2 separate regions of the Homo sapiens genome follow, and region 1 is linked to region 2. A link is a loop called in an ENCODE intact Hi-C map of the cell type or tissue named here. Cell type or tissue: Caco-2. All regions are shown on one strand.

What was found. A loop is a pair of places that touch in the nucleus more often than their neighbours do. Peaks named below come from ENCODE experiments on the same cell type or tissue, not always from the same donor. Only the 100,000 strongest peaks of a DNase experiment are listed, where the experiment ranks them.
Region 1: a loop joins it to region 2, with 5 times the contacts of the local background. A loop is called at or near these places in 6 of 110 quality-filtered maps.

The regions. Positions count from the first base shown.
Region 1 is chr10:4,391,002-4,393,501 of GRCh38, reverse strand. All of the region lies in intron 1 of LINC00703 (long intergenic non-protein coding RNA 703), which reads right to left. LOC105376372 (a long non-coding RNA gene) reads left to right here. Exons shown (of 6, transcript XR_001747337.1): 2 at 1,547-1,892. Among named protein-coding and RNA genes, the nearest start is that of LINC00703, 8.0 kb to the right of the region's middle. In Caco-2, no CTCF peak of the experiment used is centred here; no DNase peak of the experiment used is centred here.
Region 2 is chr10:4,765,739-4,768,238 of GRCh38, reverse strand. It overlaps LOC105376375 (a long non-coding RNA gene), which reads left to right and starts at 1,746. Exons shown (of 3, transcript XR_930599.2): 1 at 1,746-2,069. In Caco-2, a CTCF peak has its summit at 1,029 (motif pointing right); no DNase peak of the experiment used is centred here.

The DNA of each region.
Region 1 (2,500 bases), 370 kb after region 2:
AGAAACGTCTTTCTTGTTTTATAACCAGGCAGGCAGGCAGGCAGGTAGGCAGGAGAACAGAATGGGCTACTCAAATCCCACAGTGCTGAATCTGGAGCTTTGCGTGGAGAAAGAGAACGTAGAGGTGGTTTATTTTCGTCTTCACCTGACAAGGATCCTGAGTCTGTGGAGAGTTGAGGGCTGTGCCCAAGACTTTGCTGGAGGCTTCGCTTTAGCTAGAAGAGAGGACTCCTAATTCCCACTTCTTTACTGTGTTTAATTGACCTGGAGATGCATGATGGAAGTTAGATTACAAAGACTGGAAGATTGAATGGATATTAAATCACCAGGTCTTCAAGGAAACAGGGGAGAATTCTATGTCTTGAACTTATAATCTGAGAAGGTAATTCAAGCATGGAGAACACCAATGAGGCACTTCTGCTGGTTCGTTGCATTTCCCTATGTCACTGCTATGCAGCGGCAAGCCGTAGGAATAAAAATTGTTAGGAGAATATAAATGATCATGTAGCATCATTTTCTCAGCTGCAGACTTTATCTCAACATGCAGCGTTTAAGATCCTTTTCACTCTGTGTCGGATTGGGTTCCTCGTCCCCATTCAATGTGCCCTCCTGTTTGAGACACGCAGTCCAGCCTGATGGCTCACAAACTTAGGTCCCCACGCCGGCCGCATCAACATCAATGCAAAACTTGTTAGAAGTGACATGCTTAAGGTACTTCCTGAGAACTGTGGAATCAGAAACACCGGGAATGAGGCCCAACAGTCTTTCTTTTAACAAGCCTTCCAGGTAATTTTGATACATGCTAAAGTGTGAGAACCACTAACTCTAGCCTATTGATATTGCCTTTTTAAACACTATCCCCAGCCAGGTGCGGTGGCTTATGCCTGTAATCCCAGCACTTTGGGAGCCAGGGTGGGCGAATCACTTGAGCCCAGGAGTTTGAGATCAACCTGGGCAATGGGTGAAACCCTGTTTCTACTAACAAAATACAAAAAAAACAGAGAAATAGCCAGGCATGGTGGGTGGGTACCAGCTCCTCAGGAGACTGAGGTAGGAGGATTGCTTGAGCCTGGGAGGTCGGGCCTGCAATGAACAGTGTTTGAGCCATTGCATTACAGCCTGGGCAACAGAGCAAGACCATCTCACAAAAAAGAAATTAAAAAATAAACACTACCCCCAATAAATACTTATTTTATATGTAGCTGATTTTAGTTATTTTCATCTGAGCAAACTTAGAGTACATTGTATATGTACAGTATTATTCTAAGTATTTTAGAAATAGTAACTAATTTAATCCTCTAACAGCCCTATGACATAATAGCTCTATCATTTCAATCTTACAGTGGAGGAAACAGGCACAGAGTAGCTGGTGGAAGATGTGAGTCCCGTGCTGGGAAGCCTGGCTCCCAAGCCACCCTCTCACACAGGATCCTAATAAGACCACTCGTGACCAGCCCTCAGCTCACTCTGGGCTACCCTTCTCAACCCTCACTTTGAATATGCATTTGTTATTTCTACCACTCATTGTCCACCTTCATTCTTGCAGCAAGAACTTTCCAGCAGTCCCTGGGGAACACTTCCTCTAATCCCTTGCTAACTAAAATGAAGTGTGGCATCAGCCCAGCAGCGGCAGTGCCCCCCGGAGGTGTTAGAAAGGCAGAACTTCAGGCTCTACCTTGGAGCTGCTGAATCTGAATCTCATTTAACAAGATCCTCAGGAGAAGCAAATGCACTGTCCTACCACAGTCTTCATAACATTCTTCCAGGGACAAGTCCATCTGCAAGATGCAGAAATGAGCATTGATCTGGGGGAATTTGATCAGCAATAATCAATCCCTCTAGCCACAGGAACTGGTGCCTGATAATAACATAATGCAAAGCAAGGCAATAAGGTGAGTGAAACTTGAGGGGCATGACTTCTTGTGTGTGTTTTTGGAGGAGAGAGTTTCCCTGTTACTCTAGACTGGATGCCATTGTGACGTGAGACTAAAGACGCCAGACTCCACCATATAGAGCAGGGTATGGAGCCAGTCAGGTGATATGGAGCCCCAGACAAAGACAGGCCCTGCAGCATCTTTGTCTGGTGCCAGGTTTTCTTTTAACCTTTTAGTTTTGTGAGTCAATCAATCTCCTTTTTACTGAATGCAGGTTGAGTCCTGTTTTTGTTTCTGGGTCACATATGCAGTAAGACATAGATACCAGTACAACATCTGCTCTACTCATTGGGTACTTTATTAGCTCTCACCCAGGGTTGTTAATAAACACCTGTGTAGGTGTTTTTATCTCTGCAGATAGAGTGTAAGTTCCTTGAGAGGATGATACTACCTTCTACCTTTTTATTTATTTATTTATTGTTGGTGACTGCTATGATGCCTTGTAGAGTACAGAGTAGTGAACATGTTATTTTATAGTGAATAAAGAAGAATGAGTTTAAGAACATTAATTTGCAATGTTTAAAATGGTCAGAGGAGGGAGGACATTTAGTTCATCAAATTTTCAC
Region 2 (2,500 bases):
AGGTTTCAGATTTCAGCATTGAAAGATGTCTTCCCAGTTCTTTCATTGCTTTCAGGGTGCTCAGCTCACATGGCCTGAGACAGGAATTGTGCAGCCTCCACAGCCACCTAAACTATAGACTTTCTAGAGGACTCTACAAAAGCCTGTTTCATGTGCAGCATGGTGGAAGAATACAGTTAACTTTTTCAATACTAGAACCATAAAAATCACTGAAACTATATTACCTTTTTGTTTATCCTAAAAGAGACAAATATTCACCCTATCTAGAAACACAGAACATCTTCAAATGCACCTCTGCGTTGTTGAAAAAGGCATGTTTTGGGGAACTTTAAAGGTGTTGAATAATGAAGAATTCTTTTATTTATTCCTTTGATAATTCTACTAAAAGTGCATTTTTTAACAAGAAGACAGTTTCTTTGTTCTTTGTTCATTAACATTGCTGTATTCAACATAACTTTGAATCAAATTATCCCTTTCACAAAACTGCTCACGTTGTTTCCTGTTCCTTGGCACGATGAAGCCATGCATATGTATGACGCGTCACCAAGTGTCATTTTAGGAAAGACCCTGTTAGTGTGCCTATGGAGAGAAGCAGAGTTAGAGTATTGTAGCCATGGAAGCCACTTTACTTTGCAGCCTTTAGCTTCCTGGAGGGAATCTGGTGATGGGAAAGGAATTCCATTTTGCATACTACATTGTTAGCGTGCAAATGCTCCACTTATTTATATCATTCAATTCAATCTGGACATCTTACTTTAAAAATGTATATCTCAGTCCCTCTTTGAAGAAAAATATGATGAAAATATATGAATTAGAGCTCACAATTTTACATTATTTGTAGATCATAATAACGATCTTGGCATTTGTATTTACCTTACATAGAGATGGGAAAACATTTTGGAAGGTTTTTTGGAGCAATAGGAGAGGGGAATGAAATATCCCATTAAAACAGGAAGGACATTGCTGTCACCTAATCAGACAGCCTCAGGACTACCAGCAGATGGTGCAACAACCTATTTAATCCTCAGCATTATCAGAAAATAACCAAGAATGGCATCTTTCTTTGCTAATTAATTCTGAATACTCCTAAAAAATTATGACTTTAATGATAATAGCATTTAAAACGATAACCATAGAATCTGTAATAATTTTTTAATAATTATACATAATATCTGACTTTTTGAACTAAAAGAGACTTTAGAACTCTCTGGTCCAAGCCTTCTGTTTAACAGCTGAGGAAACTCAAGTTCTTAAGTTTAAACTTCAACCACCAGCTAAGGAGGGTCGTGATGAGTCTTGGTCATATGACAGAACCCATCGCTCATTGATTCAGCAACATTATCCCTCAGCAAATACGATTTCTAGCCCAATAATCAAAATTTGATGGGGTGGCGGATGGCATTTGATCATCCAAGTTAAGATTTTTCAGCAGATGTTTATCTGTGGAGACTCTTCTATTGTAAGAACATTCATAGTTTTAGAAAAGAGGCATTTTCTGGGAGAACATGCTCTCCTGTCCTCTCTGTTTCCAGCTGCAAACTAACGTGTCATTTTGCCAAATGCTTCCTGTCTAGCTTCTGGCTATTTCTGAGAGAGAGAGAGAAGGTGGGGGCAGGGGGAGAAAGAGAGAGAGAGAGAGAGATTTTTTTTTACACATTTGCTTTGTACTAGGAAAATATTTCTTATACAGTCAACAATAGCATATTAATGGGGATGATTTAAGGAGCCCAAGCTTCTATTCTGTTGCCAGAATGCCAACGGGAATGTATGCTACTTTTCAAAAAATAGGTGTTGACAATAGCCTGCAGTATTGCACTGTAGTCAAAGAAGAGTGCTGAAAGCTTCAGTTCATAAAAATGCTTGATTCATCAAAAATAATCACCTCACCTGATAATTGAAAGCTACAGAGAATTATTATGCAGCCGTGGACTCTCAAAAATTTATTCATTTTTGGTAATTAACATTATTTCTTCTTGATGATGTTGCTAAATGGCTTGAACCCAGTCTGAAGAACCATGCATGATCATTTATGCTGAAAAGAAAAGAAATTAGAAGCTTTTGTTGCACAGGTAAGAAAAGATAAATTTCTGAAAACCAAAATGTCCTACCAGGTCTATCCATATTTGTTTTATTAATGGGTAATGCTTTCTATTAGCTAATGAAAAGATGATGGTAGTTTAACAGTGGAATAACTTTTAATATATCATAATCAGAGAATACAAGGTAAGCAAAATTACAATCCAATGTCTGATTAGAAAAAAAAATTATTTTATGGAATTAAAAAATATTATTTTATTAAATAAAATATGGTTTTCTTTTGAAAGTATGTGGAAATCAAATTGCTAAGATCAATGCAACCATTTAACTGAGTTTCATTTTGACAAAAGGCAATCTGTGGCGATATTGCTTTAGAAGTAAGATGAAATGCATAAATTCAGATAAAACATTTTGCCGATTGCCTGGCTGAAATAACTGGTTATTATTATTGTTATTACCATTA